Regions from separate parts of the Homo sapiens genome. Here region 2 is linked to region 1. Evidence: chromatin loops called from intact Hi-C (ENCODE). Cell type or tissue: heart right ventricle. All regions are shown on one strand. Links, peaks and the distances in the headings refer to the core of each region. The heading gives the core; the rest is flanking DNA. Region 1 holds the start of LOC105375567 (a long non-coding RNA gene). Region 2 overlaps TMEM176B (transmembrane protein 176B).

Region 1 (9,424 bases), core at 1,036-9,035:
GCAAGGAATTCTCTTAGTTTTTGTTTATCTAAGAATGGTTTTATTTTACTTTCATTTTTAAAAAAACAATATTGCTGGATATAAGATTCTTGCTTGACAGTTTTTTTTCTTTCAGCACTTTAAATATGTTATCTCAGTGCCTCTGGCCTCCATTATTTCTGATGAAAAGTCAATTGTTAATCTCATTGGGGTTCCCTTGTATGTGACTAGTATTTTTCTCTCGGTGATTTCAATATTTTCTTTATGTCTTTGGCTTTCAACATTTTTAAGATGATGTGTCTGGGTTAAATCTGTTTTTGTTTCTCCTAATTGAAGCTTGTTGAGCTTCTTGAACATGTGGATTAATGTTTTCCATCATATTTGGGAAGTTTTCAGGCATTATTTCTTAGATTTTTTTTTCTGTTTTCTTCTCTCTCTTCCTCCTTCAGTTACTCCCATTTTGCATATTTGGTACACTTAATAATGTCACACATTTCTCTGAGGCTCTGTTCATTTTTCTTTCTGCTTTTTTTCTCTCTGCTTTTCAAATTGCATAATCTTTATTGATCTGTATTCAAGTTTGCTGATTTTTTCTTCTTCCAGTTCAAATCCACTACTCAGCTCCTCTAGCAAATTCTTCATTTTAGTTATTATATTTCTCAACTCCAGAATTTCCATTTGGTTCTTTTAAAAAATACTTTCTGTTTTTATATTAATATTCTCTATTTGAGTGGACATTGTCATAACCTTATTCACTTCTTTAAGCATAGTTTCCTTTAGTACTTTGACCATATTTATAACAGCTGCTTTGATGTCTCTGTTAATTCCCCCATCTGGGCCCTCTCACAGAGTTTTTGTTGCCGGGTTTTTTTATTCTGTGGGTTATACTTTTCTGTTTCTTTGCATGTCTCATAATGCTTTGTTGTTAAAAGCTGATCATTTTAGATAACATATTTTAGATAATATATTGGAGCAACTCTGGATACTGATGCTGCCCTCCCCTCCACGTACTCCTTACTCCTGGCCAAGGCTTCTTGTTGTTTTTGGCTTATTTGTTTAGTGACTTTGCTTGACTATTTTGTGAAGTGTATTTCCCCATAATGTGAAGCCTCTGATTTCACTCCTCAGAGGGCACAGCCTTAGGTACATGTACAGTCAGTCATCTGGGGTGACAGAAGTTTTAACCGGCCTCTCTTTAATTTTCTCATTTCCTGATCTCTTTGCTAAGCCATCAGTCTCTGTTGGCATCACACCCAGCTGTCAGGGTACACTAATTACTGGCTGATTTTCTATTGTTTTTCTACAATGCCTGGAGTATGCAATGCTTCACAGTATGATCCAGATAAATTTGGGTCCCTTTGTAGGATTGTTTTGAGTCCAGTCTTTGGGGTTTGTTCAGACAGTGGAAGGACTCTTCTTAGCTATTTGTTTTGTTTTCTCTGGTAAACTGGCTGGCATATAGTTTATCCCATTATCTTTATTGTTTACCACCAAAATCTCCATTGTTTTTGCGAGTTCCCTTATGCTTGAACTTCTCTACATCCTGTTTTAAATCAAGTTAGTTTCTTGGGGGGTCGGGGGAGAGCTTCAGTGCTCTCTGTTCTTATGATCTACCTCTTCCTTTGGGCAAAATCTTTGAGTCACTGCTCAAGACCTGGGGGTAGGGGCTGTGGCTGGCTTCTCTCAGAGCCCTCCTGCTTTACAGAGCAGGGCTCTGCGTGGTGGCAGTAGCCTCTTGTCTTCTCAGGTTGCTGTTGTAGCATGGAACCTCTGATCCAAACGCAATTGGGGCTTCAGTAATTTCAGCCTGCATCACCTGGGGTAGTCTCCACCTATGAGTGGGGACTGGGTGGAGGAGAGAAGCTTCCATTCTCTCAGCTGCACTCATCTACAATTTAGCCTGTGCAAAATGGGGGCTGAGGAATTCTGGTGGCCTGCCTCTTCTGGGGAGCCATTGTATTGCTTGACTGGGAGCTGGATGGAGAGGGAGCTGTGTTTTCCTGGCTAAGTCCATGAAGAGTGGAGCTTCTGTTAAGTGAGTTGGGGGGATGGAGGAGAGAGGAAGTGAGTCATGGCTCAAGTGTCATAGATTCTCATTGTTCTTATTGGGAACAATTTCCAGAGACTTTAAATGCTTAAAAATCATTTAACTAGATATAAGTGTTTTGCTGGGGAGCAGGTCTGCAGAGCTCCTCATACAATCATTCTGGAAGTGGTCTCTGCTTTTTTCTCTTCCTTCTTTTTTCTTTCTTCCCTTTCTTTTTCTTTCTGTGTGTAGTTTCTGTTTTGTTTTGTTAACCTATGGATCAACAGCAGAAGATGTCAGATGTAAGAAATGATGGTAGGACGTGGGATGCTATTAGTAGGTATATCAGCTAATGTTGAAGACACTACTCTTAAATCAAGGAAAATATGATCAGAATAATAAATTTTTAAAGTATAGTGAACAAATTCTTCAGTAAGGCTGAAGGTTAAAAGTAAAAAGTTTCAAAGCAATACTTTTCTTGGCTCTTCTTTATAATAATTTATTGTCTAGTGAGCTACTAACCCTTTTTCTTTATGACTTGATTGCCCCCGTATGCTAAAATACTTGCTGTTTTACTTTTCCTTTCATTGACATTTACAATCCTTTGTCTTTTAGTAGTTTCACAAGCTTTGAAACAATGTTTAGATAATTTTAAAAAATAAAAATAAAACAATGCTAAGGGTACAATCATTGATGTTTTAAATATATCAGCTGCTATAAGGCACTTTGTCCAATTTTCATAATAATTTTGTCTTAATGGTGTTAAGAGCAAAGATTTAAGATTTACTTTCTTAGTGCCATAAAAATAAGAGCTATTCAGCTGGGTTTCTGAAATATTAAGTGCAATGCAAAAGTTTGTTTGCCTAATATCCCTGGACACCAGGCTTCCCAAAATATCCTGCCCCAGACCATAGCCACATCTTCCCACTAGATTCCTGGGCAACTAGAAACAATGGTAAAGGAAAACAAGGTCACACAATTTTTTTTGAGATGGAGTCTTGCTCTGTCACCCAGGCTGGACTGCAGTGGCGCGATGTCGGCTCACTGCAAGCTCAGCCTCCCTGATTCACACCATTCTCCTGCCTCAGCCTCATGAGTTGCTGGGACTACAGGCGCCCGCCACCACGCCCAGCTAATTTTCTTTTCTATTTTTCGTGGAGATGGGGTTTCACCATGTTAGCCAGGATGGTCTTGATCTCCGACCTCGTGATCCACCCGCCTCGGCCTCCCAAAGTGCTGGGATAACAGGCGTGAGACACTGTGCTCGGCTAAGGTCACACTAATTGTTAGCTGGGAGTGGACCCCAAACCTGTTGAAAGAACCCATCAGCTTTCCTTTAAGAAGGTAATGCCACAGACCACAACAGATAATTGAGGGTTATTCTGTGAGCTTCCACTAAAGCTAAAACATGTGTGGAAGGGACAGAAGAGAGGATAACAGGTTTGCTGGCCTGTTTACCACTTGGGGACGTTTGGATGGATGATGAAGAAGAAAAAGAATCAAAAGGACTGGGGCTCATCACAGGTGGGAATAGTATAATATTAGCTCTTCATTCAGAACCATGGTAGCAAAAAGAGAGAAAACTGCATCTGTGGACTGAATTATTCCCCTCAGCCCTCTACCCCAGTGTGTCTTCTTTTTGGGAATAGAGTAGAAAGCCAGGAAAATGGTGGGGATCTAGGAGGAAGCAGGCATCTCCTCTGACTTGCACGTCCCCCTGTTTCACTGTCCTTTGTTAACTCACTGTGTTTGACAGCCACATCTGTGGTCAGCCAGGGGTGCAGCTGCTCCTACTGGTAGCTAATGGCCATAGAACACCAGGGGCGTCTTAAAGCCCCTTCTGTGATCCGCACCACTGCTCCTGGGTATACTCCCAGGGTCTGTTATATGGGTAACATGCACCTCGCAGCAAGATCTCCTGAAATGGGTTAGGACAGGAATATTAGGTAATTGCAAACCCATACTTCCCACCATTCTTGTCTTCAATTATGGCCAATTACATAGTTACGGCAGCCTTGTATTGTTACAATACAATCTTCCTCTATGCTTAGGAACCTCTATGGAGATGGTTGTGTTACTTCAACCAAAGACAAGAAGAGACTAATCTGCAGAATTAGAACAATTCCCTAGTTCTTCAACAAATCAGTGCTGCTTTTCTTGCCAATAATAGACGTGTTTGTATTTCTCCGTGGAAACCCTTGGGGTAAACATGTTGCTTGTTCTTCCAATAAAGAATTGAACCACCAGAGGGCCTCAGGCGACTCAGGAGGTTTGGGAAGAGACAAAGGCACATGCTTAGAGGGTCTGGAGAAGGCGAGGAAGAAGGAAGGGAGCCAAGTAAAACATGTGACTGACCAGGGGCTTTGGAGAAGACAAGCCCTGCAGGAAGGCACGCATGTGGTCATTCTGTCTGTAGCCTCCCATTCCTCCCTGCTTTCCCCAGCTGCATCTACCTGGATCCTGAATTTGAACCAAGTGGTCCAAACGGCCCGGTCACCTGAGCAACCCCTCTGCAGGAACCGCAGGTGTGGGCGGGGTGGTGGGGAGGAGGCGGGGGGGTGGGGGAAAGGCGGGGGGTGGGGGGAGCTCAGCGGCGCCATCTAGCGTCCAGACAGCGGTGGCTCTGGGAAAGCTGATTGTTTTCTTAGCCAGAGGAGGAAGAGAAGGTTGGTCCTCAGCGCCTGGACGCCTGGTAGACGATAGGGGATGACATGATGAGTAAAATAAGGACAGGAACACGCCGAATCCCCTTTCATAATGATAGGACCACGCCAAATCCCCTTTCTTTTTAAAATTTGACATATACCCTTGAATATATATGTATTCTTATAAAATATGGTTATCTGGTATGTATTTATGTATATTGATATAAAGCTGCAGATTTAAAAATAGTACTTCTTTCATCTCTCTCCATCTACATAGTCTTCGTGGTTTTCAGTAAAATGATAATTTCTGGATTACTTAGATGTAGTTATTATGATCCAACCCTTGAATAAGGGGAGTTGAGAGTTGGTGAAACATCCCTGTCTCAATATTTGTTCATGCCATATTTCCTTTGAAAGAATTTACAGATAAAGGCATCAAATACCTGAAAAAGTAACAAGTTTACTATATTTTACTTGAGAATTTGTATATATATTTTTAAGAAAGCTTTTTAGTTTTGGCGTAATTATAAACTCACAAGAGGTAGCAAAAAGAGTACGGAGTTCTGTGAACCTTCAACTGGATTTCTCTAATGGTGACATCTTGCAATGGACTGAGTATGTCTCCCTCAAATTCATGTGTTGAAATCTTAATCTCCATAGTGGTAGCATTAGGAGATGGGGCCTTTGGAAGGTGATTAGGTCACAAGGGCAGTGCCCTCACAAATGAGATTAATGCCCTTATAAAAAAAAAAAAAGACCGCAGAAAACTCTCTTGTCCCTTCCACCATGTGAGGACGCAGTGGGAAGATGGCCAGTCCATGCACCAGGAAGCAGGCCCTCCCCAGACACTGAAGCTGCCAGGGCCTTGATCTTGGACTTCCAGCCTCCAGAACTGTGAGAAATTAACTTATGTTGTTTATAGGCCACCTAGCTACGTGTTTGGTTATAACACCCTCAATGGACTAAGACACAGATAACTGGAGTACAATGTCAAAACCAGAAAATCCACATAGGTACACACTACTATTAACTAGGCTACAGAAGTTATTCGGTGTTCACTGCTTTTAAACCTGCATTCATCTCTCTCTCTCTCTGTCTCTCTCTCTGTCTCTCTCTGTGTGTGTGGTTTTGTGTGTGCATACAGTTCTATGCAAGTTTATGTCAGGTGTTTTTGTCAGGTGTGGATTTGTGTAAGCAGCGCCTCAGTCAAGATGCAGAACTGCTCCAACACCACAAAAGAACTCCCTCTTGCTACCTCTTTTTATTAACATCCATGCCACCACCCCAATCCATCCCCATCCCCTGGAAATCCCTAACCTTTTCTCCATCTCTGTTGTTTTCTTATTTTGGGAATGCTATCCGAGTGAAATCATACTGCATGTGACATTTGGAGTTTGGCTTTCTCCGCCACTAAGCATATGCTTAGCGATGTCTGTGCTGGTTGTTGCATATATCAATCGTTCATTCCTTTTCATGACTGAATAGTATTTTATTGTGACAGAGTTCGTTAAACCATTTATCCACTGAGAGACATCTGGGCTGTTTCCTATGCTGTTATAAGTAAAGCTACTATGAACATTAGCGTACAGGCTTTTGTTTGAATGTAAGTTTTCATCCCTCTGGGATAAGTGCCCAGAAATGTCATTGCAGGGTAATACGGTAAGTGAGTGTTTAGTTTTATAAGCTAACAAAGTATGTTTTCATTTACATCAGCAATGTGTAAGAGATTCAGTTTCTCTGCAACCTCTCCAGCATTTGGTATTATCACCATTTTTAAATTTAACTTTCCTAATTTGTGTGTAGAGACATCTCAATGTGGCTTTAATTTGGATTTCCCCAATGGCTGTTTGTGTGTGTGTGCGTGTGCGTGTGTGTGTGAGAGTGTGTGTGCATGTGTGTGTGTGCGTGTGTGTGTGTGCACGTGTGTGCGTGCGTGCTTGTGTGTGTGCATGTGTGTGTGGGGTCAGCTGATGGCTCAAGCTGTTAGATTCTTCAGGGTCTATCTTAGCTTTTGAGTGAGGCTCTGCTCTTCTCTGGGTGGTCCCCAGTCAATGACTGAGCCGAGTGGCAGTTCAAAGTCTGGACCATCTCTACCCCCTACAGGATTCCTTCCTCAGGCCATCTTAGTTCTGGCCTCTTTTCCTTTTCTTTCCCAGGTGTTAGCTCCACAATAAATCTAACTCCATTTCAGCATCTCAGTGTCTGCTTCCTTGAGAACCCAACAAGTACAGCATGTTTCTTGGTACTTCATGGTGTACATTCAGTCCATTTGACTCATCCATTCCTCCAAGGATGGATACTGAATTTGCCTCCAACTCCCACTGCCATGACAAATGCTATGACGAACATCCTTGTTCTCATCCCTTCATAGTCCTGGGGGAGAATTTCTTTCAATTAGGTATAATTTGTAGTGGGCTTTCTGAGTCATAGGATGTATGTATGTTCAATTTCACCAAGTACATGCAGGCTATGTTACAGAGAGGCTTCATCAGTCCACATTTCCAAAGGCACAAAACCCACCTTAGACCCATGTTTGTGTTTCTGAAAGCCCTGCTTATATTTGGCACTAGATAATTTTCTAATTTTGATAATCTCTTGATATATTTGTTATTAATTTGTTTTTTCTATGAATTACTTGCTTCTATACTTTGCCATTTATAGAATGGGTTTCTGACTTTTACTTACAGATTTGCAGAAGTTTCCTATATATTCTAATTATGAATTCTTTGTCAGTTTGAGATGTTGAAAGTATCTTCTCCCTCTCAACTTTGACTATGGATTCCTTTGTTGAATAGAAACCTGTAATATTAATGAAATCAAATCTACATATTTTTTTACCTTGTGGTTTATGATTTTTAGGTCTTGTTTAAGAAAATTTCCACCTTTAGGTCACAAATATTTTCCTACATTTTTAGTTTCACTGTTTATGTATAGATTCTTACTCTTGCTGAAGTTCATTGTATATTATATCAGGTAAGGATGCAGTTTTATTTTTCTCCATATTATGGGAGCTTTTCCCCACTATAACCTACTAAACAGTCAGTTTTTTCCTGTTTCTTCGTAATTCCCTTATATTCATGAGTCTCTGAGCTCTTTTTGGTTCTGTTGGTCTGTTGGTCTACTCTTGAGCCAATACCATGATTAAAAAAATTTCCATGGCTTTATAGTGTAACTTAATATTTGATGGGACCAGTCTCACTTCTTTGTCCTTCTTTCTGAAAAATGATTTCACCATTTGTGAACCCATTTTTCATATGTTTTAGAATAAATTCATTAACCCCTAAAAAATTCTGGTTGGGATTTTGATTGGGATTGGAATTATAAAAAACATTTGAGGAGGATGGATATCTTTACAATGTTAAGCCATACTATCAAAGAGCACGGTTTTTTTATTTATTTATTCATATATTTCATTACATTATGGTCTCAGAACATGGTCTGTATGCTTTCAATTCTTTAGAATTTGAGACTTCTTTTAAAATCATTATTTGGTCAGTTTATGTGAATGTTATATGTACACAATATACACATGCATTCTTTGGTTTGTGGAGGGTTATATACAAATATGAGTTTATTAAATGTCTTATTTAGATAATCTATGTCTTTGCTTTTTTTGTCTACTTGATCTATCAGTTCTGAGATTTATGTACTAAAATCAGCAATGTTGTTGGTTTTCTTCTTCTTGCTTGAGATTATGTTGTTAGATGCATATATGTTATGCATGTTGTATCTTCTTTGTCTATTGTTTCTTTCATCAAGATATACTATACCTCTTTCAAGCTGATACAGAAGTAGAGAGAAGGATATAATGAACCCTCTCAAATCCATCATCCAGCTTCAACTACTCATGGCTACTCTTATTTTATCCATACTACACAAACTCTTCCACACCCCTTCTACTGGATTATTTTGAGGTAATGGCAAACATAATATCATTTAAAAAGTAAATACACTAGCATCTATCTATAAAAGATAAGGAATTCTTTTTAAGCATAATCATAATACCCTATCAAACCTAAAGAATTAACAATAATTTCTTAATACCATCAAATATCCAGTGTTCTAATTTTCCAATTGTCTTATAAATATTTCTATTCTCTTTACTTAAATTAGGATCCTAATGAGATTCATACCTTAGAATTAGCTGATATGCTTCTTGAGTTTCTTTTCATCTATAGATATAACATATCTCTATCTCTTTTGATATTTCCTGGCTATGAATTCTATTTTGTTATATATTAGGATGGCTACATTTTTGTAATTAAATTTTTTAAAGATTACAAAAACAATATATGAGTAAATGTTCATAAAACATTAAAACACATATGGAAGTGTGTTTTTTGTTTATATAAATAGAATTCTACAATGTTTATTATTCTGTGACTTGCCTTTATCACTTAACAGCAAATACTGAAACATATCCTTTTTAAAATATCACAGCTTTATTGATATACAATTCACATACTATACAATTTATAGATTTATTAAATCTATTGTCACAACCAATTTTAGAATGTTTTCATTACCTCTAAAAGAAACTCTATATCCAATTCTCCCCAATCCTCCCAGACCATGGCAACCACTAATCTACTTTCTGCCTCTATGGATTTGTATATTATGAACACTTCAAATAAGTAGAATCATATACTACATGGTCTTTTGCATTTGTCTTCTTTCATTTAGCTAATGTTTTCAAGGTACATCCATGTTGTAGCATGTATCAATATTTCATTTTTCCTTATTGCAGAATGATATTCCATTGTATGGATATATG
Region 2 (9,424 bases), core at 1,120-9,119, 84 kb after region 1:
TGAGGAATTCATACTCTCAAAATATATGCAGTTACACAAATGAGTGAAGAAGCTTTTGTGAAAGTTGTCAGAATCATAATCGAGTCACTTGAGTTAAAAAAAAAATCTGAAAATGGAAGGCCCACAAGGCAGGGTTCTCATGCGTAAATAACCTGGGAACAAAAGTCATCACAAAGGACTCTGTAAAATGACAACCTTACACAAAAAAATACTTCTGTGAGGACATCCACCAGCAACTGCCTGTCTAACCCTGGACTTGTGTCACCCTTGTTATTGATCCTTGTAGCCAAGGATGATCACCTCAAAGAGATTATGTAAGTCTCCCCATTTTTCCTTTAAAAACCTTTGTCTTCCTTTACCTCCCTGAACGTGCACATGATTTACTATGGTAAGCATATTCTCATTGCAATGCCCTATTCCAGAATCAATCTCATTTTCTTTTGGAGAGCCTCTCTCTGTTATTTAGGTTGACACTTTTTATGGACTCATGTAGGATTATTCTAAAAACATATGATCGTGTGATCACAGCATCATGCAAATCAGTGTGTATAGTATGCTGCTATTTGTGGGAAAAGGGGGCAGAAATACTTTTTCACACTTTTGTATGCAAAAATGTCATGGTAGGATTTATAAGAGACTGATAATATTACTTTGCATCTGCAAGGCAAATAGGTGGTTGAGGGAAAAAGATGAGCGATAAGGTTTTAAAGGTATATATACCCTTTTGTATCTCTTAACTTTTTTATGTGTAAAATCACTATTGATTTCCAGTGCCATTGATATCTGCACTGGGAAGCCCCTTTGAATTTTGACAAAGACACTGTTTTTTGTTTGTTTGTTTGTTTGTTTTTGTTTTTTTTGAGATGGAGTCTCACTCTGTTGCCCAGGCTGGAGTGCAGTGGCAAGATCTGAGCTCACTGCAACCTCAGCCTCCCAGGTTGAAGTGATTCTCCTGCCTCAGCCTCCTGAGTAGCTGGGACTACAGGTGCACACCACCGTGCGGATTTTTGTATTTTTAGTAGAGAGGGAGTTTTGCCACATTGGCCAGGCTGGTCTTGAACTCCTGACCTCAGGTAATCCACCCACCTCAGCCTCCCAAAGCACTGGGATTACAGGCGTGAGCTATTGTGCCCAGCTGGGATCTTGACAAAGACACTATTTCTCTCCTTTCACCTGTGCTGTGTATTTTTCCCTCGCCTAGTTCCCAGACCTCACTGCTATATGTCTTCTCCCTGGCAGGCAGGATGACGCAAAACACGGTGATTGTGAATGGAGTTGCTATGGCCTCTAGGCCATCCCAGCCCACCCACGTCAACGTCCACATCCACCAGGAGTCAGCTTTGACACAACTGCTGAAAGCTGGAGGTTCTCTGAAGAAGTTTCTTTTTCACCCTGGGGACACTGTGCCTTCCACAGCCAGGATTGGTTATGAGCAGCTGGCTCTAGGGGTAAGACTGGGGTGGTGCGGGGTTGGGGGGCACGTTAACGAGGTGATGAGGTCAATTAAAATATAGAGCCAAATCTTCAAAATTAAAACGTTTTATTTGGGAGGAGAGAATTGCAATTTGGGGCATACACACAGACCAGGTGGTCTCCAGTATGTCTTTAGAACAAAGAGAAGGTTAGAGGCTTATAAAAAGGAGAAATGTTACATATTGCCCTTCATGAAAGATCATAGGTTTTGGGGAGCTGGTGAGCTCTGATGGGTGAGCGATGGCATGAGTAAAACTAATCCTAGAGTTGTAGCAAGGTCAGAAGCTGTAGATAAAGCTGGTTTCAGGTTGCAGCAGGCAGCTTCAGCAGCCTGATTTGTAGAGAATTACATTTTGGGAGCAACATTTTGTGCCCCGAGTGCTTTTTGCCCCTGGCCTCTCGACTCTGTTTTAGTTGAGTGTGACAAGAATGACCCCATTTGTAGGCTCAGCTTTCACAGTGGAAACTCTCCTTCTTCAATAGGATGCAAAAGAGGAAAGTGGGTTGAATTCCCATGAGAGGGACATGAGAAATCACTATTTATATCTCATTCTGTGTAGGAAAAAGTTGTAAGTGTCCCCACAGAAATTTGGATGGAAAGGAAGAATCGACCTCCTCTTTGGCACAGAGGAGTCGGTCCCAGCCAGAGGTAGGGCAACAGGAAGAACAGTCTAGAGGCTGTTAATTCGGTTTTATTGACCCCACATGGACTGAAAGCCTACAGGTGCAAGGCAATGTGTTCAGCACTTCAGGCCAAGCTACAGAGAGAATCCCTGGGCTATATCTAAAAGTACTCAGTGACCATCAGAAGGAACAGCAGCTACACTAATGACTGGAACTAAAGGTAGATCAGGTGAGGGAGAAGCACATCTGACATCCTTGAGGGCAGGAGAACCCTGAATGGAGAAGGAATAGGTATAGACAGAGGTGGAAGATGGACAAAAAAGAATTCCAGGTTAAAGAATGGCAGGAGCAAAGGCAAAGAGGCCAGAAGGCATAGGGCAAGTTCTATAATGGTTAAGAGTAAAGGGAATGGGCTTCATGAATGGGTGATTTGGGCCCATATTGCTGAGAGCCTTGAACGACCAGGTGAGGAGTCTGTCCTGAATCAGCTTTGACAGTGAGAACGCTGTCAATGGATTCTGAGCAGGAACCTGCCTCAGAGTCAGGAGGCATCCAGGTGAGAAGGATCGAGGATCTGCACTCACATAATCATAGCAGAAATGGTGAGGAGACAAAGGAGTCCCTGTCCTTCACAGACCTCCATGGCATGGGAGTGAAGGGGTTTGGGGCATAAGGAAAGAGAGGCATTCACAGCATGCAGAGAGGGTTGAAGTGTGGGTGACCAGGAGATCGGAGCCCTGAAAGTCAGGAGGAGCAGCCATTCGAGAGGTGTGTGTGTGTGTGTGTGTGTGTGTGTGTGTGTGTGTGTGGTAGTAGGGGATTTGGATGTGACAAATCCGAGATGCTGGTAGGATGTGGAGGTGGTGACAGTTGGGTTTTCCAGGAAGAAGAGGAGTTCTCTTCTGAGTCGGAGTTGGGTGTGTGAACGGCTTATTGGGGTATGACACCTATGAAATGAAAAGAGGGGGAGCAGGATTGAGCAGGAGGAACCATCAGGCTGCAATGCAGACTCTGCCAGGCCAGTGGGGGAGCTCCCAGGCAAAGGTTGCCCACTGCAGGAGTTCCACACTGGGTGGAGATGGCCCTTGAGCCACTGTCTTGCTTAATCATTGGCTGGGGGGCCCTCCTCAGTGTGTGTCTTCAGCTTGAAAAATTAGGGTGACCCTGAAGGAGCTGACAACTGCAGGCTGTCAGCAATCAAACAAGCCCTTTCTTGAAGGAGGTCTCAGCGGCACTTCTTTGTGTCTGCCACAGAGCCCTCAAGAGTGTGTGTTTGGATCTGAAGAGAAAGGATAGGCCAGAAGCTCAGGTCAGGCTGGGGGTTTGGATGGGACAATGGGACCTCTGAAGGAGAATGGGGGGGGAAAAGTGGGAATCTTCAGGTGGGATGAGAAAGTGTTGAAGTTGGGAAAAATTGATGAAGGATAAATAGCCAAGCCTATGAGAAGGGTGAGGGGAGACCCAGGCCAGTGCTGCTTCATGGATTTTAAGGGGACAGAATCTTCCAGAATCAGAGCTGCAGAGAGGTCAAGGCAGAGGAAAAGGAGAGGAGAGCCACCTAGGTAGGAGCCAGGCAGCTGGTCCCAGGGCAGCCGGGGCATGTGGACTCACGGGAAGGGGTCTGGTTTCTCATCCTGTCTTGCAGGTGACTCAGATATTGCTGGGGGTTGTGAGTTGTGTTCTTGGAGTGTGTCTCAGCTTGGGGCCCTGGACTGTGCTGAGTGCCTCAGGCTGTGCCTTCTGGGCGGGGTCTGTGGTGAGTAAGGAACAGGCTGTGAGCCTGGAGGGAGGCAAGTGGTGATGGGCAAGAAGGCGCTTATGGATCTTGGTTGGGGCTTTGGGGAAGCGACCAAAGTCTCTGGAGCCAAATGGCCTTTGGCCATGAGGAGGCTGCTCTGGGGTGTAGCTAAAACCCTGTCACTTCCATTTTTCTCTTGAAGACAGATGGGAGGGGTGGGGCAGGTATAGGTGGAATCCTGGTCTGTGTGTCAGAGTTCTTTGTCTGTCCCTGGGATCCTGCTTCACATTGGCTATTCTGGGAACTGCTGGTGGGAGGGTGATGATAGACCAATTCAGAAGAGTAAACTGGAGGCCTTTTTCTGGTGTCTCTTTTCAGGTGATCGCAGCAGGAGCTGGGGCCATTGTCCATGAGAAGCACCCGGGCAAACTTGCTGTGAGTCTTGGACACCCTCTCTCCACCTTGTTCACTGACCCCCTCCTGAATTCTGCTCCATTATCTGTCTTCTGCCCTTTGGTTGTCAATATCTTGGGGTCTTTCTTGGAGGGGAGGAGAGGGTTTCCTGGACAAGGGCTGGGGAAGAGGAGAGGGATTTGAGGCGGGGACCTCATGACTCTTCCACCGATTGAAGGAGCGTGTGTCATGACCCTCTTTCTCTTCCAGGGCTATATATCCAGCCTGCTCACCCTGGCAGGCTTTGCTACAGCTATGGCTGCTGTTGTCCTCTGCGTGAATAGCTTCATCTGGCAAACTGAACCCTTTTTATACATCGACACTGTGTGTGATCGCTCAGACCCTGTCTTCCCTACCACTGGGTACAGATGGATGCGGCGAAGTCAAGAGAACCAATGGCAGAAGGAGGAGTGTAGAGCTTACATGCAGATGCTGAGGGTGAGCAGGAAGAGTCCAGTCTTCGGGGACCCATCACAGCTCTTTTTTCCCAGGGAGCTGGGGGCCCTGGAGGACAGAGATGTAGGCTCTTTGAGCTTGGACTTCATGCTGGGTCTTTCATTCAGGAGGTTTTAATGTAAGCTACAGACATTTTTCAGACCTCATGACACGAAGATTCTCTGAATCAAGGAGGGTGAGGAACAAAGAGGAGACATTTCAGAGAGGAGATAGTGGGTCACCCTTCTGGCTTTTCTGGTGTGTTGGTATCACAGTTTTCCATTACTGAATTAAAAACCACACCAAAATGTAGTGGCTTAAAATGACAACTTATTATTTCTCACGGTGCTGTGAGTTGGCTGGATTCAGATGAGCCATTCTCACTCACGGGTTTTCTCATGCAGTTACAGTCAGATGGGGGTGAAGTTATCCAAGTGCTCGCCGAGGCTGGAGGTCTGAGATGATGTAGTTGCATGGTCCGGAGCTCAGCGGGGGCTGTCAGCAAGAGCCGGCAATGGCTTCTCCACTTGGCTTGGGCTTCTCATAGCACAGAAACTGGATTCCAATGGGGAGTACCCTAGTTGCAAGCATTTCAGGAGACAGAAAGTAGAAGCTGCCAGACCAGCTAAGGGCTTCCCTGTCACTGTATAGTGTCACTTTCACTGTGGCCAAAGCAGTTCTAGGCCCTTCCAGATTCTACGGGTTGAAGGAATAGTCTCCACTTCTTGACAGGGAGTGATAAGTTCACTCTGCAGACAAGCCAACGGGATGGAAGCTGTGGCTGGAAACACAGTCAGCTGTGGTGGGAGCAGCAAGCTGGATAGAGTCAGTGCCTGGGTGGGTGGAGAGGGTGGTGATGTGGGCAGCATTGGAGTAGCTGACACCTGACTATCTTTGTTCTTCCCTTATCTCCAGAAGTTGTTCACAGCAATCCGTGCCCTGTTCCTGGCTGTCTGTGTCTTGAAGGTCATTGTGTCCTTGGTTTCCTTGGGAGTAGGTCTTCGAAACTTGTGTGGCCAGAGCTCCCAGCCCCTGGTGAGTTGTCGGGGAGGGGCCTCTGGGCAGCGTGAGTCTGGGTGGTGAGTGTGTGGGACAGGTAGGAGTGCGGGGCCAGGGGCACCCGAACCTGAGGCTGGGCCTGGTGCCCCTCAGCTTCTTTCCATATGCAGCTCTCCCCTTTGCTGTCTGGGGAATGTGGCCATCACCATGGTCCTGGGCCAACTGTCGCCGCCCTGTGCCTCTCTGCGCCCTCCTCTGCTCTGATCTCCCCACTCTCCCCTCTGCCCTGTCCCAGGTGTTCGTCTGACTCCCCTTCCTCTGCCACCTTGTTTTTTTTTTGCCTGATCTGCTTTTCCTGTCACCTTTTCCTTTCCCTCCTCCTTTCCTCTTTCTGCTTTCTGAGTTCTATGATACTAACTCTGCCTGCATCCTTTTCCCCTAAGGATTTCTTTTTTCTTTTTTTTCCAGAATGAGGAAGGATCAGAGAAGAGGCTACTGGGGGAGAATTCAGTGCCCCCTTCGCCCTCTAGGGAGCAGACCTCCACTGCCATTGTCCTGTGAGCTGCCAAAGACCCCACGGGGTGCCCGCATGTCCCTGTCTAGGGCAGCCCAGGGCCCCCACTCCTGGCTCCTCACACTTGCCTCCCCTATGGCCGCTCTCCAGACCCTCCTCCTTTCTTCTCCCCACATCCGCACCTGCTGTTCCCACTCTGGGGTTCTCAAGTCCATGAACAGATATTGTTGCATTTTCCACAATGCTGATTAAACATAATAAACAATCCAGAAAAGCAGTTTTGCCCAGAAAGATATGGTTTCCCTTTGTTTATACACCTCGTGCGCCATGAAAGGCCTTTCTTTGTGTCGCTATGTATGAGGTTAAATGGGAGCTGATTTATCCCATTAAAACACTGTCCCAAGAAGATTAAATTTAATTATGTTCTGCTGTACATCCAGGTGGCAAAACCCCTTTTTATGATTTTCTTCAATTCAGTGTAAAGTGTAAGTCTAGTGGGCCTAGAATCTTCTTACCTGCTGAGATTGTCTAGGCTCCTACAACCTCGGCCTGTAGACTTAAGAGAACTGTGTGGAGCATGGAATGAGATTTTTGCCCCCTCCCTCCCTGTCTTCCTTCCTTTCTCTTTTTTCGTTTTGCAGTAATTAGTGTTGGTTCTGTCTCTTTTCCTGTCTCCACACACACATAAACACATCCTTAGTCTTCCTTCCTTTCATTGTAAATGATAGCAAACTGATTTTGACTTTTTCCATTTTCTTTATATATGAAGATATAACATAAATATATAGATGTAAGCATTTCTGAAGGGCAGGAAAGCTGGTAGGGGCTTTATGAAATCTCCATGAGGCCAGTTTCATGACTTAGCAGCCCCACAGGGCTGGTCTTCAGATCCAAGGCGATGGGCTGCAGGGCCTGCACCTTCCCTCTTGGCAGAGCGGTGCCACAGAGGTGCAGAGCTGCTGCGCTGGGCAAGACCTGCTCCTGCACAGGACTTGGAGTAGGGGCCTGTGCCGAGGGCGGTGCTGCTCTTCCTGGGGCCCTCACCAGCCTGTGCTTTACATAGAGGCTTGTAAAGAAGCCTGCGAGACAGGAGTGTGTTCAGAATATGGACAGGGTCAGCCGATTACAGCCTGAGGGGTAAATCCAGCCTGCCATTGAATTTTGTAAATAAAAATGTATCTAAACACAACCACACCCATTTCTTTACACATTGTACCTGTTTTTGTGCCACAAGGGCAGAGTTGAGGAGTCTTAACAGAGACTGAATGGCCCACAAAGCATAAAATATTTACTATTAGGCTTTTTACACACAAAGCTTGCTGGCCCCGATGTAGGAGCTTGCAGTGTAGAATGTTACGTTCTGTTTCGCTGTTGAGGGGTGTGGAGTGCTCAAGAATCCCTTCCAAGGGGAGCCAGCCTTGGATGAGCAGCGGGTGTGTAGCCAGCTGGTTTCCTCATTTCCCAGGGTCCAGAGCCCACAAATCATCAGGCAGAAAAACTTGGACTCAGAACCATTGCAGTCCCCATCCCTCCCTCAGTCCCCAGTAAAGAAGACATTAGAATCTCAGAGGAATTTAGAATCTCCTGAACCTCAACATTTATTTTACTGCCAGTGATGGAGTAATGGAAGCCCCCAATTCTTTGCTAAACAGGCAAATGTAAAGTAGCTAAGCCCAGAAGCCAAGCTGGGTTGAAATGGATAGTGTGGAAAGAGACCCATTAGCAGGGCAAGAACCTATGGGGCCTCACTTAGCCAGGCTTCAGGGAATGCTTAACCCATCAAAAAATGCGGATGGCTGCCTTTCCCCGTGTCTCATGTTTCCACACATCTTGTGAGCAGTGGCACTGACTGCCTTTTCAAAGATGTTCTCACCTCCTAATGGGCAGCCTTGGAAAATAGTGTCTTCTTCTGGACCAAAGGACAGGCATGATCACCTGTTATAAAAGAATCAGATTCCTTAAGCTCAGGGTTCCTTTTCTAGAACCCAGCCCACCGGCTGTGCTGGTGTCACCTGCAATGCCTCTTTGCATTGTCTGTGGGAACTGGGGTCCTAGAACCCACGCAAAAATGCTGCTACCGTGGCCACTGCTATTGCCGTGTGTAATAAATTGTTTTTTGTCATAACTCGGGGTTTTGTGGCTTCTACCAGCATCCATGAAACTGTGGCAGACTGACTTGTTGACCTGCATGTACAGTTAGATCTCAGACCCTTCACCGTTCCCGACTACCATGTCCTGCTGTGTGCAGGGTTATGATACACACAGACTTAAGACAGAGCTTCTGACACCAAGAAGTTTACAGTCTGCTTAAGAGGTGAGGCATAAACCCTTTACTACAAAGAACAAATGTTACTTGACTGCCAAGTTAGCGATGCAGCAGGCAGGAAGGTGGTGTGCTTGCTGAAGAACTGTAGGAAGACAAGGAACATGAGAAAGGAGAATGCAAAGTAGCAGACACTCAGGGGCAGAGCACCCTGAGCTTGCCGTTGCTCATGTCGTGAACAGCCATGAGAACGCAGAGTGCGCAGGGCTGCTCAGACCTCAGTGTCCATGGGCACATTTGATAGGACTGAGTTACTTGCCCACTCACCACCCTGACTCCAAGGAACTTTGGCCAAAGTTGGGCAGGGGGGTTGTCTTTTAGTTGTCACAGATGTTGATATTCAGAACTCCATCTGCAAAGATCTCAATCTATACTGCAGCATGGACAGAGGGCTGGTCCTCAAGCCTGGAGAGTACCAGAGTCCTTGAGGCAGGAAGGAAACCTTTTTTGCTTCTGGGGTAGGGTGGGAGGTGGTGGGCGTGAGAGGCTGAATTTTTGTCCCCTCCAAATTTATATGTTGAAGCCCTCACCCCTAGTAGCTCAGGATGTGACTGTATTTGGAGACAGTGTCTTGAAAGAGGTAATTAAGTTAAAATGAGATCATTGTGGTGGGCCCTCATCCAATATGTCTGATGTCATATTAGAGGCAATCAGAATGCCGACAGGCCCAGAGGGAAGGCCACCTGAGGACACAGGGAGAAGACGGCATCTACTAGCCAAGGAGAGCCTCAGAGGAACTCCGCTGGTGCCAAATCTTGGACTTTGGCCTTCCAGAACTGAGAGAAAAGAAATTTCTCCTGTTTAAGCCCCTCAGTCGGTGTTTTGTTACGGCAGCCCTAGCAAACTCAGACACTGGGAGACGGGA

The links. Peaks named below come from ENCODE experiments on the same cell type or tissue, not always from the same donor. Only the 100,000 strongest peaks of a DNase experiment are listed, where the experiment ranks them.
Region 2: it touches region 1 in a loop (3-fold over the local background); 20 of 110 quality-filtered maps call a loop at or near these places.

The regions. Positions count from the first base shown.
Region 1 is chr7:150,872,115-150,881,538 of GRCh38, reverse strand. It overlaps LOC105375567 (a long non-coding RNA gene), which reads left to right and starts at 4,409. Exons shown (of 5, transcript XR_928171.3): 1 at 4,409-4,530. In heart right ventricle, for the core only: CTCF peaks have their summits at 4,252 (motif pointing right) and 4,263 (motif pointing right); DNase peaks (open chromatin) are centred at 4,366 and 4,576.
Region 2 is chr7:150,788,390-150,797,813 of GRCh38, reverse strand. TMEM176B (transmembrane protein 176B) reads left to right here. Exons shown (of 7, transcript NM_001101312.2): 2 at 1,240-1,448; 3 at 3,743-3,853; 4 at 4,214-4,270; 5 at 4,499-4,726; 6 at 5,639-5,758; 7 at 6,191-6,513. The coding sequence starts at 1,245. The coding sequence ends at 6,283. Among named protein-coding and RNA genes, the nearest start is that of TMEM176B, 7.3 kb to the left of the region's middle. In heart right ventricle, for the core only: no CTCF peak of the experiment used is centred there; no DNase peak of the experiment used is centred there; H3K27ac peaks cover 1,207 bases.